5 separate regions of the Homo sapiens genome follow, and all the other regions are linked to region 2. A link is a contact called in ENCODE Hi-C or POLR2A ChIA-PET data. All regions are on one chromosome and are shown on one strand. The core of a region is the stretch at or near the end of the contact, and the rest is flanking DNA. Distances in the headings are between cores, read along the strand shown.

The links. Hi-C counts contacts between places; a loop is a spot of excess contacts on that map. ChIA-PET counts read pairs that join two places held with the same protein, here RNA polymerase II (POLR2A). Pooled maps may share reads with other maps.
Region 1: a pooled map shows a loop between it and region 2 (2.8-fold over the local background). The contact joins the enhancer-like site here to the promoter of AAK1 in region 2. A Hi-C loop is called at or near these places in 1 of 168 maps with a recorded cell type or tissue (GM12878), 1 of 37 single-sample maps with no recorded cell type and 2 of 50 pooled maps.
Region 3: a map of naive thymus-derived CD4-positive, alpha-beta T cell shows a loop between it and region 2 (6-fold over the local background). The contact joins the promoter of NAGK here to the promoter of AAK1 in region 2. A Hi-C loop is called at or near these places in 1 of 168 maps with a recorded cell type or tissue (naive thymus-derived CD4-positive, alpha-beta T cell), 6 of 37 single-sample maps with no recorded cell type and 12 of 50 pooled maps.
Region 4: a loop to region 2 is called in a map of ascending aorta, with 9 times the contacts of the local background. The contact joins the promoter of DNAAF10 here to the promoter of AAK1 in region 2. A Hi-C loop is called at or near these places in 1 of 168 maps with a recorded cell type or tissue (ascending aorta) and 10 of 50 pooled maps. POLR2A ChIA-PET finds 5 or more read pairs at or near these places in 1 of 52 experiments (GM10248).
Region 5: a map with no recorded cell type shows a loop between it and region 2 (8-fold over the local background). The contact joins the promoter of PLEK here to the promoter of AAK1 in region 2. A Hi-C loop is called at or near these places in 1 of 168 maps with a recorded cell type or tissue (GM12878), 3 of 37 single-sample maps with no recorded cell type and 2 of 50 pooled maps.

What each region holds. Positions count from the first base shown.
Region 1 is chr2:68,384,099-68,387,285 of GRCh38, reverse strand. It overlaps PLEK (pleckstrin), which reads right to left. Exons shown (of 9, transcript NM_002664.3): 5 at 600-784. Among named protein-coding and RNA genes, the nearest start is that of PLEK, 20 kb to the right of the region's middle. RefSeq lists an enhancer at 1-10. Within about 2 kb of position 1,630, at least 7 of the 41 ENCODE cell types and tissues checked have a DNase peak (open chromatin) inside an H3K27ac peak, as active enhancers do; they include GM12878, where a contact is called at or near this core.
Region 2 is chr2:69,641,952-69,645,245 of GRCh38, reverse strand. It overlaps AAK1 (AP2 associated kinase 1), which reads left to right and starts at 1,507. Exons shown (of 22, transcript NM_014911.5): 1 at 1,507-1,671; 2 at 1,972-2,368. The coding sequence starts at 2,206. It also overlaps a transcript of ANXA4 not described here. RefSeq lists enhancers at 1-323, 1,079-1,348 and a silencer at 1,429-1,758.
Region 3 is chr2:71,067,170-71,070,517 of GRCh38, reverse strand. It overlaps NAGK (N-acetylglucosamine kinase), which reads right to left and starts at 1,870. Exons shown (of 10, transcript NM_017567.6): 1 at 1,806-1,870; 2 at 1-16. The coding sequence starts at 1,834. RefSeq lists a silencer at 1,585-1,644.
Region 4 is chr2:68,156,264-68,159,464 of GRCh38, reverse strand. It overlaps DNAAF10 (dynein axonemal assembly factor 10), which reads left to right and starts at 1,938. Exons shown (of 8, transcript NM_138458.4): 1 at 1,938-2,204. The coding sequence starts at 2,022. It overlaps PNO1 (partner of NOB1 homolog), which reads right to left and starts at 1,577. Exons shown (of 7, transcript NM_020143.4): 1 at 1,324-1,577; 2 at 936-1,085. The coding sequence starts at 1,530. RefSeq lists enhancers at 1,266-1,365, 1,646-1,885, 2,166-2,305, 1,763-2,695.
Region 5 is chr2:68,363,559-68,366,742 of GRCh38, reverse strand. PLEK (pleckstrin) reads right to left here and starts at 1,461. Exons shown (of 9, transcript NM_002664.3): 1 at 1,350-1,461. The coding sequence starts at 1,391. It overlaps LOC101927723 (a long non-coding RNA gene), which reads left to right and starts at 339. Exons shown (of 2, transcript NR_187652.1): 1 at 339-1,328. RefSeq lists an enhancer at 1,422-1,501.

The DNA.
Region 1 (3,187 bases), core at 381-2,880, 1.3 Mb after region 2:
TAGAATAAGAATAGATAGTTGGGAGGCAGAGGCAGGTGGATCACTTGAGGTCAGGAGTTCGAGACCAGCCTGGCCAACATGGTGAAACGCTGTCTTTACTAAAAATACGAAAATTAGCTGAGTGTGGTGGCGCATGCCTGTAATCCTAGCTACTCGGGAAGCTGAGACAGGAAAATCGCTTGAACCCGGGAGGCGGAGGTTGCAGTGAGCCGAGATGACACCACTGCACTCCAGCCTGGGTGACAGAGCAAGACTACATCTAAATAAATAAAAAATAATAATAAGTAAATAGGAAACAATAAACTTTAAAATGTCCTTTAAAAATTTTTTTTCAAGTAAACAGTAGTATCCTTTTATAATAACAAATTCACTTGGACAGGGCGAGTGTTGTAGAGAGGGCAGCTGTTGAGTTGGGAAATGCTGGTATAACAGAAGCTCTAAATGGGCCTGGGAGCTTCAGGTATTCCCTTGTTCTTCCTGGCTGACCTCCCTACCCGCTGCCTAACAGCGCTCTATAGATGTCTATGAACTGAAATCAATCTAGAATCTGCTCAGGGCAGCCTCCCTTACAGGAAGAAGAGATGGGGAGCTTTTCTTACAAAGTAGTAGAAGGCATCAGGGTTGTCCAGGAAAGGGTTTTCAGCAGTTCCATCCACTGCACTCTTGGACATGTCTCCAGCAGGCTGCAGATACCCCTCATTGAGCAGCGATGAAGCAATCATGAGGCCTTCCTGGCGATTCCTAACAGACTGGTTGGATACCAGCCAATCAATGACGCAGTTACCTAGATGGGACCAGCACAGGGAAGGTTAACTCTCCTTACCGAAGAACAAGCCCCTGACAATCACCCCTGAACTGACTCCAGCTCACCCACAGGTCTGACTTGTCTCGTCTCCCCTGTTATTTCAAGAAAGAGAAAACAAAATAAGTGGGATAGATACCCACTAGAAACAAACAAACAAACAAAAAACTATGTAAAGGGTTTTTAAGAACATCTACATGCTGCTTAAGAAGAAACACATGACCAGGTATGGTGGCACACCTGTTGTCCCAGCTACTCTGGAAGCTGAGGCAGTAGGATAGTTGAGCCCAGGAGTTCAAGACCAGCCCAGGCAACATAACAAGACTCCATCTCAAAAAATATGTACCCTAAAACTTAAAGTATAATAAAAAATAAATAAATAAAAACAAAAATAAAATAAAAAAATAATAACTTTAAAAATAAAAAAATAAAGTCTTTGTCTTAAAAAAAAGCAACACATGCATCAAAGAAATAGGTTTTACTAACCCACTCACTTATCCCATTGATGAACAAACATTTACTGAGCACCTACTCGATGCTAGGTACTCTACTGGGTGTTGGAGAAATTCCCTCAAGGAGTGTAAAAGGGCATGATGGGTGTAATAAATAAGTCTTGTAACAAGTGCTCTGCTATAAGTCAGTTGCGAGACTACTGGGTCAAATCTGAAGGTGTGAAAGAGGTGAAGGAGGTGAGAGAAGAGGGCTGTGCATCACCATCAGGAAAAGATTCATAGAGGAAGTGACACTGGGCAGAGGCTTAAAATATGAGTAGGCGTTTGCCAAGCATATGAAGCAGGATGCAGAGGAACCAGCACAAGCTGAGGGGGCAGCAGTGTGAACAGATGCACTCAGGCATAAAGCAGCCCCATGGGGCAGGGGAGGAGTTGGTGGAAAGAAGGCAAAAGGAAATAAGAGGAGGAGGGAGGTGAAGGGTGGGTGGGGAGAGCTTTGATGGCACAGTAAGAAATTTGGCTAATGGGAAATCATTTTAAGTTTTTAAATAGGAAATAATGTGATGGATATATGTCCTAAATTAAAATTTGATGACATCACCTGCACTGATTGTCATGACTTTGCAGAGTCTAGCAGGGACCTTGAGAAGTCATTTAAGCAATCTTCTGGTCAAGAGATGATTGCAAAGAGAAGAAAATGAAATTGACCCATACATTGGATTATTAGCAGGTTACAATGAAGCTTTGTATTAAAAACAGCATGTTTGTTCTTACAACAAAAAAAGATAGATATTTGAGGTGATGGATACACTAGTTACCACGATTTGATCACTGCACAATGTATATGTGTATCAGAACATTAATTGTGCCCCATAAATACGTACTATTATGTGTCAATTAAAAAAGATAAAAATAAAAAGCAGTGTGTTCCTTACAAATGTAGCCAACAAGGGAGTCAACATGACAGCCTGCCTGTCCTGTCATCCGGGCAAAAGCAGTAGGGATGCCACCCTCAAAACAGGAGTGACAGCAGTTGGATAGCGAGCCTTCCATGAATTTCATGTATGAAAGGCTTTTGCTCACTTTTCTTTCTCTACAAAGATAAACTAAGTGACACTGCATTTCTTCTTTTTATCTTCATAGCAGCCTGTGAAAGAGGCAGGGTGGTAATTGCAGTCCTCATTTTAAGGATAAGAAAATTAAGGCTCAGGGAATCTGAGTGATCTTAGGCCAAAGTTACAACTGCTCTGGGCTGTCACTTTTAAGTGTTCTAACCCTTGCATCCACGCTCACTCAGTGAGGCATGCTGAAGCTTGAAAGACAAGTTTGGTCTAGTCTGCCTGTCATCGGACATTTAAGGTCTTCCATCATGTGTCAGTACTGCTGGGTCCCAGTCTCTGCTACAGCCTTCATCTCCCAGCCGAGGCCACCTGACTCCCCCATGAAGGCTCTACCCATAGAAATGTCCAAAACCCACCCTGGCCTTCAACAAGAAGGATTTAAGAAGTACTAGCCCACCTGTAATCTTAGGGATTACAGGCCACTTTGAGAGGCCAAGGCAGGCAGATCACCTGAGGTTGGAAGTTTGAGACCAGTCTGGCCAACATGGTGAAACCCCGAATCTACTAAAAATACAAAAATTAGCCAGGCATGGTGGTGCACATCTGTAATCCCAGCTCCTCAGGAGGCTGAGGCACGAGAATCACGCTTGAACCCGGGCGGCAGAGGTTGCAGTGAGCCTGAACAACAAAAGTGAAACTCCGTCTCAAATAAAAAGAAGAGGAAGAGGAAAAAGGAGAAAAGAAGAATAAGAACAAGAGGAAGAAGGAGGAGAAGGAGAAGGAGAAGGAGAAGGAGAAGGAGAAGGAGAAGGAGAACAAGAAGAAAAAAACCAGCCCAATAGTCTGGGACTCAGTAACACATTACAGTGGAA
Region 2 (3,294 bases), core at 258-2,757:
TTACAATGGCACTACTTGAAACAAGCTGCAGCAGCAGCAACAACAAACGCTACTGTTAACCCAGTCACAGCTCAGCTCAATATTCAGATTAGAGAAAGCAAGAACCATTTTTTTCCCTGGGACACCCTTCTCTACTCAAATACCCGCTGAAAAAAAAATTCTGAGACAAGCACTAGGGAGTGGGGAAAGCGGGCAGAGATGAACAATAACCCATATTCAGGGGTTAGAAAAATAATATTAATAAATCATGGTAGGTTTTTTTGTTTGTTTTTGGCAGCAACTTGCCACTCTTCAGCATCATCCATCAGGAAATCTAGGTCGGAAAAGTGTACCAACTGACCTTCCAAATTTTCTGCATTTGGCAGATGCAAATCACACAGTCCATCCCCGCCCTCAGCACTTGGACGGTATCAGGGAAACGTAAGTATCAATGGAAGAATCTTGAAGTGAAAAATAAATAACTGGTCAGGTTAGGGTTAGTGTTCTTGTGTGCAAGGGAGCTAGTGAAGTTTAGGCTTTGATGCGCACCCACAGCGTCAGCAAAGGAGGAGGAATTAAGGGACAGCATGGGCCGAAAAGCCCCCGAGTTTTGAGGTCAAGCCAACGGGCTGGGTCTCCGGTATCCTAGGATCTGCCCTGCACACAACCTTTGGCAGTTTCTCGGTTTGAATCTCGCCTGTACATTTCCAGACGAGACACTGTCTTACTGAGCGTTCTCACAGCGCCTAGCTCAGAGCTGACCGCAGAGCCGGCTCTCAATAACATCGAGACGCAAAAGCAGCTTTTGAGGTTAGGGGCGGAAGGGCATCGGTTTTACTTATTTCAAGGCTGGCGCTCGGTGCAGCCGGATCCAACTGCCAGCACAATGTTCCCGATCACTTCTCGCTTCCATTTCAGCCCAGGAGACGTCGGGAAACCCACAGGACCCGCTAGGGGCTAAGCGGTTAAGCCGCGTCCTTCAGGTGTCAGTCTCGATCCGTTCGGAAACCACAACCTCCAGAATCCCTTGTGCCAGGAGGCCAGGCCGCAAATAAGATGGCTCCAGAAGGGTGGAACATACAGCGGGGGGGGGGGGGGGGGAACTTAGTTGTTGGCAGTTTCTTCACGGGATGTGTTTAAATTGCCGAGTCCCCACATACGCGCCACCCCACAAATCTCCTTCGAGGCCGTGGAGGCCACACGGCTGCCGCCTCGCCCTCTCCTCCAGGAGTATGCTGGGATTTGTAGTCCAGCAGCCGGACTGTGCCGAGCTACCTTTCCCAGCTTGCCCTGCGGCTCGGGTGATATCAACAGTCTTTTCCAGAACTCTGTCTGCACTGAGACCCTCTTCCCCCAGTCCTCTTCTCGCGGTCGACTCCTTCCCATCCGTGGCGACAGAACGGCGGTTGCAGGAGAGGCCCCGGTCCCTCGCCGCGCCGCCCCGAGGGGCACTTCCGGCGGCGGTTCACTTCCTGGTTGGGTGGATGGAGCCGGGCGGGAGCGCGCGCGGGGGAGGGGCGGCGGGTCAGTCTCCGCCCGGCGCTCCCGGGATCAGCTGGCGGGCGGGCGGGAGCCGAGCGCGGCCCCGGCTCTCGCTGCAGCGCCGCCTCTTCTCTGCGTCGCAGGCCGGCCCGGCGGCCGTGACAATGTCGCGGGGCTGGTAGCAGGGCGCCGGCCGCCGAGCCGTCTCAAGTGGGTGCTGCCAGGATGCCGCCTCGAGGGGCGGCGGGGAGACCCGGGAGGAGCGGGAGGCAGTGCCCGGGAGGGTCGGCGCTGCCGGAGCAGCTCGGATCCCTCCTTTCTCCGAGCTCCCGGCTCGGGGGTCCCGGGTTCTGGGGCCGGGGTCGCGTTTTCAGCCCCACGGTTTTTCTCGCCGGGAAAATACATGAAGCGTTTCCCCAGGATGATGGCTTTTGCTCCCCCTAGGACTCAGCGGTTGAATTTTTAAGCGTGTTACTGATTCATCCTCTCTTTCTTCCTCTGTCATCACAGGTTTAAACTTACACGAATCGCTTTCTGGAGGAGGAGGGGACCCGCTGCGCGATTGACACGCATATTCCTATAGGCATCCTCCCTCAGCCCCCACCCCCACGGCCGGATTCGGGTGGCTCCTCTCCGAGGTGAAATCTGAGAAGAAATCCTTGGATCTCTTTTCTTAAAAAAAAAAAAAAAAAAAAAAAATCTAGAAACCATCGGTATTTTGCTTTGCTGCTCCCTATTCGCAAGATGAAGAAGTTTTTCGACTCCCGGCGAGAGCAGGGCGGCTCTGGCCTGGGCTCCGGCTCCAGCGGAGGAGGGGGCAGCACCTCGGGCCTGGGCAGTGGCTACATCGGAAGAGTCTTCGGCATCGGGCGACAGCAGGTCACAGTGGACGAGGTGTTGGCGGAAGGTACGGTGGGGCTCAATGCGCCGTAAATTAAAATCTTGTGCTGATGCGGCAATACTGTGGTTTCTAGTTGTTGCATGTATGAATGGGCTTTGACCAGTTGACCCTCCCTTCCCCCTTCACTTGCCCTGTGAGTCATTGTCCTTGAGAGATTTAAAATTGAGATTTGAAAGTGACTGGGCTTATGGGGGTGTGGGGAGGTTGCCGAAATTGTTTACGTTAGTGGCCTTTTATTTTTATTTTTTTAATATTGAGAAGCCAAATTTTGAGGATCACACAAGAAAACGTATGTGTGAAAGTGTAAAGCTTTATGCCAAAGGCAGGGTGATGGGCTTGTCATCCTCCTAAAACTTAAAATCTTGATGTGAAGGCTGAAGGGTGGGGGGACTTTTAAGAAGAGAGGGGTTTCTCCTTCTCCTACCCAACTTTCCCACTTCCATGAGCAGGCATTGGAAGGAAGAGAGGATTTTCGGAGAACGTGAACGTGTTTTTCCAAGGGCCAAGGCTCTTGGTGGATTTCACTAGTAGATTTGTTTCCTGACCCAACTGTAATCAGGTCCCCAGGTTATAGCAAAGATAACAGAAATTACATAAAACAAATGTGGTTATTTTGAACTCAGTCTAGTAGGCCCCTCTTCCTTCTCGCTTTAGGTTTTGTTTTTTGTTTTTTTAATCAAAAGAAAAATTACTTGAGAGTGGCTCTGATTTTGTTTTTTCGCTATCAGAGAGGATGTTATTTAGATCTGCTGCATAAATTCCCTCTGTGTTTCATCTGTGTGTCTATACTCACGTAGATATACATCTTGATTCCCCCAGGCTTTCGGGAAATCTTTGCATGTCTCTTTTGGTAACCTTAACCTCGACCTTCATAATTATGCCAGACTCATACTTTTCACAGCCCTTCGCCTGCCTAGTGTGCTTTTATTTTT
Region 3 (3,348 bases), core at 621-3,120, 1.4 Mb before region 2:
GGATCGTGTGCCTCCCCTACAGAACACAAGAGGGCACTTGATCTTGCTCGGAAAAACCCACAGAGAGAGCTAAGCTTGTGCTGTCCACACTGGCAGAGCCCAGTATGATGGAGGAGACAGCTTCGACAAACTCAATCACCACTCCCAAACCCGCCTCTGTGGTTCAGTGTTTGAGTGCTCTTTAACTGAAACATAATTCTCACTCCTCTTCCCTTGGGGATGTCCTCCTTATCCTGCAAGACTCTACTTACGCTTCACCTAGTCCTCGAAACCTTTTCTGAGGTGTGGCCCACCCCAACGAATTAGTTAAGTCTCCGTTAGTTAAACCTTCATAGTGCCTCCAAAGTTATTAAAGTCTCCTCTGTATGAAGTGTGTGTTCAGACGCTTTGTGTCCGCCTCTCACTAGACTTCAAGCTCCACTGGGTCAAGCTCCTGATCACTTACTTACCCTCTCAGAACGAGCACAGGAGCTGGCACAGGCAATGCTCAGCAAACACTCCTAAGAAAAATGGCACATCTCTCTGCTTCCCTCACAATAGCTAAAGACTGCATTTCAAGATCCAGCTGCCAAGGTCTTCAAGACACCTTTGCTAGAAATGCTGACCAGATGGCAGGGTGACTTCATACATACTTAAGCAACTAAACCTTCAAATGTTGATTACTGGGGGTCACAGTAGTTCACAGGGAGATCTGTGGTGATGGGATATATGTTTCTTTATTGATCATTACTTTTAGGAATGGCAGAAGAAGACACTGAAGACCGCTCATCAAACTCAAAGAGGACATGAAATTTCAAGGGGGTAGTTAATACATGAGGTGGCAGATTCCACATCCAAAAGCATGTCTTGACGAACTGGAAGAAACGGGTCATATCTTACAGATGACTATAACAAGGATGAATGCAGACTCCTATACTGTTTTTTTTAAGTGCTACAAATACAGGATGGGAAAGATCATTCCTAACAATTCATGTGAAAAGACTTTGGGGTCTGTGAATCAGCAGTGGGGTGTGGCTGCCAGAGAAGTGAAAACAATCACAGATTCGAAAGTACAGTGCCCTGGCTGAGAGGCCAGCGACCCCCATTATTCCCTGATTTGACAAACTCAGATTCACAGAATGTTGCCACTGGCAGGGACATAGCGATCTTATTTATCCCTATCCTCACTTTGCACATACGGTAACTGTAGCCCAGGGAGGGTAAATATCTTGTCCATGGTCATACCCAGGGGCAGAGCTATTACAAAAAGTTCAGTAAACAAGCTTCTGAGCAGAAAAATGCAATCTAGTGAAAGCAGCATGGAAGGCCAACAGGGATGGAGCGGTTTTCAGACATCAGGACAACCTAGTACTCTGGCTCGCAGCTGCTCCAGCTCCCGGATAACCTCAGCCAAGATCTTTGTCCCGCTTCTCCCCACTCCCACTCCCCACCCTGCCCGCGCTCAGCAATTTCACACCTGACACCTGTTCTGCAAAACTCTGTCCGAGGTCAGGAATAGGAAAAAGGAGCTGCTTCTCCAGCTGAAGACAGCGGAGTGGGTGTTTCGTGGAAGAAAGGGGCGTGGTTCCGCCAAGAAACACAAAGGATCCCCAACCCGGGGTGTGGCTGTTGCACAGGCAGAGTCCCCGTAAGGCATACAGCTGTGCGCTCCAGGGCGCCCCTGCGCGTGCACACACCTCTTCACCGCAAGGTCCCGCCGCCCAAAGTGCCCGGACGCCGAGGATCAAGGCCACCAGCTTGCCAGGCTGGCCACGGCCTTCCGCCCCGCCTTCGGGCCCAGGCTCCCTCCGCCGGGCCGCACTCACCCCTCTACACCCCCATAGATCGCGGCCATGCTGCTGCTACCGTCGCTGCTGGTCCCGCCGTTTGCGTCTCTCCCCGCCTGACACCTCCTTCCCTCCAGCTGTCTGGGCACCGCCCCACTTCCCGTGACCTCCCGCGCAGCCAGCTGACTCCCTGTGCGCGTGCGCATGCGCGGGGCGGGGCGCCGGTAGGAGCCGGGGATGGCTGCGTCCCTCAGGCTGTCTTCCTTCTGGTGTCTCCTCCAGGTGGAGCGACTGCGGTCCGCAGCGGCCCCTCCCGTCCTCCTGGATCCTGCTTCCAGAGATGGACACTAATCCCAAGAGGAGGAATCAAAGAGGGGTATCTAGGTCGGTCGGACCCTTAGGACACATCACTGACCTGCCTGCCTGTAAACGCCCGGAAGTTGCTGGCAGTCCCGCGTTAGGTTGCGCGTGCGCACTGCTCTTGGCCGCGTAGGTTGTGACGCATGCTCGGCCAGACCCCCGCGAAGCTGTGGGCTCAGGGACCTGCGCCCATGGACCTGTAACAGAAATTACTGTAATGTTCTACTGAACATCTGCCACGCGATGGCGAGTCACACGGGCACACACGAACACTCGCTCAGATTGTTGCCCTGCGCTCGTGTGAATGTACGGATCCGGGAGGAATTGGGACCTAAACAGACAAGCCCTCGAGGCGGTCCCGGCAGCCCTGAGGAGGGAGCCTTCACCTCTTCCTACCCACCCAGTTTACTTCTTGTGGAGGATATTTGCAGGGACATAGCCCACTGGGAGAACTAGCAGATACGGCTTTACAAGTTTTTTATTGCCTTTCAGCCCCCATTCCGCTCCCCTTCCTTGCGCTGCGTCGGGAAAGGGAATGGGATCCCTAGGGGTGCAAATACAGGCCAAGTCAGGGAGAGCTGTGGCTCCTGAGGGCCTCCTCTGGCTCCTCCGGGAAGTTTTGGGCCCTCAAGGAGCAGCTTCGCGGGCCAGGAGGGCGGTTAGCTGCCCTTGGCATCTTTTTGGGGAAATCAGTTGGCCTGTCGCGGGTCGAACTCTGTCCCCCTTGACTGCCTGCCATCTTCTGGAGAAACCCCTAATAGGCTGCTGTGTCTGGTTATGCTTTAGTGAGAAAATTAGGCTTTTTAAGCTTTCTCATTTCCTACCCTACCACGTTGTAATTCACAAAAGTAAAAAGTAAATCACTACATGATAGACTCTGTATCATGTATTCATTTATAGAATATATATCATATATTCTATATCAGATGGAGAATATAATAGAGGGTAGGATTTTTTTATGCCTGCCTATGGCATTTTTTTAATTCACAGCACTTTAGAGCTGGAAGATTATCCAACATACACATTTTTAGAATTACAGTTAGTAGATTGTGGTGCAATTAAACTGGGCAGGATTTTTGGAGACTAGATTGTAGGTGGATTTTGAAATAATTGTTTCTGTCCTGTACTACTGCAATGAGCCATGGGACGTATGTGTATAAATATTAAGTTTGTCTTTGTATTGCTTGTTTAGGCAAGCAAGCAAAAGGGAAAGTGCCCAGGT
Region 4 (3,201 bases), core at 689-3,188, 1.5 Mb after region 2:
GGAGGCCGAGATGTGATCACCTGAGGTCAGGAGTTCGAGACTAGCCTGGCCAACATGCTAAAACCCAGTCTCTACTAAAAATACAAAAATTAGCCAGGTTTGGTGGCAGGCACCTGTTAACAGTGAGCCAAGATCATGCCACTCACTCCAGCCTGGGTGAAAGAGCAAAATAAAAAGATATATATACACACACACACACACACACACACATATATATGCATGTTTCTTATCAAAATAATACATTTTTTAATCAAAAGAGCACCATTAAAACACAGTCATGCACTGCATAATGACATTTTGATCAGTGACCAACCGCTCATACCATGGTGGTCTCATAACAGTATAATGGAGAATATACAGAAACCTGATATATGGCACTGGATACCGGCAATGCAGATCAAGTAGATGAAATGACTGATATTCAGTAATGGTGCTGGGACATTTGGTTTTCCATATGAAAAAAATATATAAACAAATATACACATACCATCTAGGTTTGTGTAAGTACACTCTATAATATTCGCACAAGGACTAAGTCATCTGACAAAACATATCCCAGAACATATTCCCGACGCTGACTGTATATACTTCTTGTAAAGCAGCAAGTGCTTATATTCATTATTTACCTGCTTCTGTTTATGGCAATCTCTTTACTCGACCTTTTCTCAATTTGACATAGAACATTATAAAAGATACACAGAAGAAGAGCCAGTATTTTGGTGTGATCTCAGAACTAATTTACAAATTCAATTAATATTTGTATCGAATGCAGATTTTTAAGGCATTTGGGAAGTTCAAACTCAATATGGTAAATTTTTAAACTGGACAAAAACCATACAACAGAAAAGTCCCATTAAGTAAAGCCTATTCATGCCTTTTCATCTCTGTAGGAGAGAAAGCCTGGTGTATTGGGAAATGATTGAGATTTTCCTTACCCTGATTTCTACATTCCTTGATTTCAAGTTAAAGCGTATCTGAAGTCCCAAATGTTCCACAATAGGAGTAAATATCTTCATCCAGTTTTCTTTCAATGGTGTGTATCTGTTAGCTGGGACTGGAATTTTCCTTGTTTCTTCTTTCCCACTCTGTAAATAAAAGAACACACAACTCAGAAGGCTATGGAGGGACGGTGATGGAGTTTAAAATGACATCTGATCCACAAAGGGCCTCCTTTAACTGAACTAGTTACACTTCAAAGAATCACTTCTCTCTGAGCATCACGGCAGAACAGCCCCACCGCAGCTTCAACATTCTCCAGAGGCCATCGGCTTGATCCGCGTCTGGCCCTTGCCTCGTTGCTGTCCTAGGGTCCCAGCCACATACCAGGAGCCCGTCCCCACAGAGGGGTGGGAAGACGGGCCTCTTCGCCGGCCTGGCCTCCTCTGTGTCCATGCGGCCCGCATCCCCGCCCTCTCCTGCTGCGGACAGCTGTTCAGCCTGTCGTTTCTTCGCCCGTCGGCCACCCTTGCGGGTGACCTGGGTAAAGCCCTCCTCTGCCCTGGCGCTCTGCGTTTCCATTTCGGATTCCATCCCCGGAAATCTTAAAGCGCTGCCGGCTGAAACACGTGCGCAGCTGCACCACGCAGAAGCCAGCCTCAGCCAACCACCCCTGCAGCTCCGCCCCTTTCCTAAAACGTCACAGGCCGGGGACCTGCAGGATTTGGGGCCGGTGGGGGGGAAAACGGGGTTAGGCTGTCCTAAGATATGCCTGATGGTCTTGGGCTCACTCCAGCCGCGCAACTCCCAGCCCAAGTATTTTGTAATCTCTAGTATGTATGTGTGCGAAAGGCAGTGGGTAAAGGCGATAAACAAATTCGTGCTGTTGTGAAGGAACATTCTGTGCGATCGCAGGAGCGCATCTGGCATTATCCGGGGATAACTACAGCCAACATGCCAGGGCATCTGGGGCAGAATACGGAAAGCGGGAGGGACAAATTGCCAATGTTTGGAGTCTGGTTTCCAGGTTGCCGTTTTTGGGGGCTCTGGGTGTGGCGGTTGCCGTAGCTGAAATTGGCTGCACCATGTCGGCCTTCGAGAAGCCTCAGATCATCGCCCATATCCAGAAGGGCTTCAACTACACGGTGTTTGACTGTAAGTGGGTGCCCTGCAGCGCCAAATTTGTGACCATGGGCAACTTCGCACGGGGCACCGGCGTCATTCAGCTGTACGAGATCCAGCACGGGGACCTGAAGCTGCTTCGGGAGGTGGGTGCCGGGTCGAGGATCCGGACTGCCGTTGGGGGCGAGTGCGGATCCTGGGGTCTGCATTCCTCTTTGCCAGAGCCTTCGCCCAGCGTCCCCCAAAGCATGGCTTGAGCCGCGCGAGACCAGAGAAGCTGACCGCCGACTGAGGAATGTTTCCTATTTAAAACCTTTCTTCTCATCCGCGGGGTAGTTCCTCCGCGCCCAACCGTCCTGCCACCCCCAGTGCAGTCCAGCCAAAGCGGGCACCAGGATGCCTGCAGTGTGGTTGGAAGAGGCAACCTAACACATTCGACAGGCATCAGCTGAGTGCCTGGTATTCCCAGGGATGTGAATGGTAATGTCCCCCATCTCATGGAGTTTATTTTCTAGTGGGAGAGATACTCAGTTCAATAATCAAAGCAACGATACATAAATACAAACCGAGATGAGTTGTCTCACACAAAGGAACACGGTTACGGTTCAATGAGAGTGAAAACAGATTTGGGATGAATGAAAACAGATTTTGGTATGTGCAGAAGCTAACTAGGTCAAACTAGGAGTAAAGGACAAGGTTTCCAGGGCTTCTGCACATGCAGAAGCTCAGTGATGGGAAGAAGTTTATCTCCTTAAGAAACTAGAGGGATAAGCAGGAACCAGACATTGCAAGATCTGTAGGACATTCAAAGGATTTATGCCTTTTTTCTAAGAAAAAACGGACACAACTGAAAGGATTTAAGCAGGGTGTGGAAAGATTAGGTTTGCAAGGTTTTTTTGAAGATTACTAGTGAAAGAATTAGAGAATAATGATAGTAACTAGCATTTTATAGCTGTTTATAGTTTTTAAAAAGTGTTGATTTTGTTACCTGAAAAAATGATCAGTCATTATCAGATCAGGGTTGTAATAGACTACAAGTGCAGGGTAGGTTAACTCTGGGGATCAAAACCTATGGAGAGAATCTGCTTGGAGGAGGTAGGGATTAAACTGGTAGATAAAGGATGAATACAATTTGGACTGTTA
Region 5 (3,184 bases), core at 212-2,711, 1.3 Mb after region 2:
CCTATTGCAAGTAATCTTTTACACTTCTATGTATAAGTGTGTCTTTTCCAAAGGATGTTTCGAAGCACAGCTGGCTACAGAGATTAGCAGCTGAGGGCCCACTTATTCTCCAGTACCAACTCATAGCTCTCACCATCACAAATACACTACAAATCCTAACTTGGAATAAATCTGCTTTAAGAAAATGCTGGAGTAATGAACAAAGTTCAGTGCCATGAATCAGAAACCTAAGCATCAGAGAAGGAGTGGCTGGTCACAACTGTCATAGCCATGTGACTTGGGGCAATCACCGAGCCTTCTGGGTCTGTCTCCTCTTCTGCAAATGAAGGAATTAGGCCAGATGACCTAGGGTCCCTCCAGCCTGAAGTCAAAATGGAAGCAGGCAGCAATGTGTGCTATTTAACCCCCCTTACAGGTAGAACATTGTAGGTTAAAACGTGAAACAAATGAGTAGCCTAAAACAGACTCACATTCACTGTTCATTCAACTAAAAAGCTAAGCACCTGAAGGAAGGCACTACGTTCAGCTCATTTCTGAAACAATCCACTCACTAAGGTTAGTGTGAGCATATCTGTGTATATAGGTGTTGCCCACAGGACACCAAGTCCTATGTGTGAATTCACATCCCGGGGAGCTTTCACAACCACACAGCACACACTCAGCATCCGAAGAAAGACAAACAGCACTAAGAAAATTCAATTTTCATGATGCACACCAGGGAGGCTAAGCCTTTTTCAGTACCCTAATCTTTAAAATGGTGCATCTACCACCTCGATGCCACATTATGCAAATTTACTAAGAATTGTGAGTGAAGAGATTTCAGCCCAATTAAAAAAAGATAAGGTTTTTTTTAAACGTGTCAATTCCAAGAAGATGGCCCAAGAAATAAGCCGTAATTACTCTATCATTATATCAACTCTTTAATCACTTTTTTCCCCTTGCCTCCCAAAAAAAGAACTGAGGGGAAGTGGAATTTAAATAAAAAATGAATAGTCCCTCCAAGAAACCTCCATAGAAGAGGAGTATATCTTCTGACAGAACACATCTGTGTGCCTCTTAAAAAGGATATTCTAAATCTGGAGGGAGTTAGCTTAGATCCCCACCTTCCAGGCCCTGCCATCTGGAATTCTCAGACCCGTAATATCAAACTGTAAGGAAGCCGGGGCTGGATGAGTATCCCCACTCCCCTAACCCCACTCCAACATTCTATGTGCTACCACGCTCCCCTATTTCAACCCAACTGGTTGAACAGGAAACATTCCTAAGATGAGCAGGTAGCCGGTGGAGCTGAACCCAAGTCTCCCCAGCCCATGTCCACTGACACCCTGGTAAGTGGCACCTTCGCTCACCTTCTTCACAAGGTAGCCCTCTCTGATCCGCTTTGGTTCCATGCTGGCTGGACAGGCAGATGCAAAGGTCACTCTCAGGCAACTCCTCTCAGCAGCTGGGCCTCCTCTGCATGCTGAGGTGGCTGTGGGCCGCCTTTTCTACAGCAGGTCGCTTTCACAATTTCCCTTCTGCTGGCGGTCGCATGATCACATCCTCTTCCCCTCACTGGGTTGGAAGATCAGAATAAGGAACTGCAGAGTAAACCACCCATTCCTTGCTAATGCTGGAGACTTATTAAAACCACAGTTGGGTTGAATATTTACCTAAGGGAAATTCTTACTACCATACAGAAAATCCCTCTTTTAAAGAGAAAAAGAAGTGATGAAAGGAAGAGGAAGATGAACAAGAAAAACTTGTTGGTGAAAATTGTCCTGAGTAAGGATTATTCTTGAGATCCTGGAAATGCCCAATAAAAATGCCAAGAAATTCAGAACCATCTGGTTAGCATAACAAAGTTAACTACTAAATGAATGCCTACTTCTCTCTATGCCAAGCCCTGTATCAAGTGTTTCTCAGCCTACTTATTTTAAACTAAATTAGTCTGCACATCGGCCAGGCATGGTAGCTCACGCCTGTACTCCCAGCACTTTGGGAGGCCAAGGCAGATGGATCACCTGGGGTCAGGAGTTCAAGACCAGCCTGGCCAACATGGTGAAACCTTGTCTCTACTAAAAATACAAAAATTAGCCGGGCATGGTGGCGTGTGCCTGTAGTCCCAGCTACTCGGGAGGCTGAGGCAGCAGAATCACTTGAACCTGGGAGGCGGAGGTTGCAGTGAGCCGAGATTGGTCCACTGCACTCCAGCCTGGGCGACAGAGAAAGACTTCATCTCAAAACAAACAACAACAAAAATGAGTCCACACATCAAACCCATAGGGAAAGTATATTATTTTCCTTATCTTAGAGTAAGGAAACTCAGGCTCAGAGAAGAAAAGTTGTCTCAAGTTGACGCTGCAGGTCACAGGGGAAAGCAGAAGAACCAGGGAGGGATGTGCTAGGGTGCCACTGCCTCACATCAGGCATGAGAACAGGTGTTCCACGTTGAGTGCTGATCTCACAGTCAGCCTGTAAAAAGAAGTCCATCATCAAACAGGTTTTTGAGAAACTTTACAAAATAATCCCAGGTTGGCAACTCCTCTAAATGATGAACAAATTAAAGACCTTCGCCCCGCCAAAGTACTACAGTAAAGAATCCTATAATGGTGTTTTCCAAACTTACTTCGCCATAGCATTCTTTTTTGAACAATTTATGTTAACTTTTTTTGTCATAAATTGAATTAGATCTCCCAAAAAAGAAGTCCTAACCCTTAGCACTTCAGAATGCATCCTTATTTGGAAATAGGGTCATTGTAGATATAATTAGTTAAGATGAGGTCATACTGAAACAAGTGGGCCCTTAATCCAATGTGACTGGTGTCCTTATAAGAAAAGGGCACACAGAAAACAGCCATGTGACAACAGAGTGATGCATTTACAAGCCAAGGAACGCCAAGGATGGCCAGCAACCCCCAGAAGCTGGAAGAGGCACGCAACAATTCTCTCCTAGAGTTGCTATAGAGAACATGGTGCTGACGACACCTTGATTTCAGACTTACGGCCTCCAGAACTGTAAGACAATAAATTTCCATTGTTTTAAGCCACCAGTTTGTGGTACTTTGTTATGGCAGCCCCAGGAAACCAATATAATCCTGAAAAACGAATATTCCATAGAATAAACTTAGAGACCCGTTAATCTGACCATGTGAAAATGAGCAAGTTTGTTATTACTTTGTGCCTCAGTTTTCTCATCTGTAAT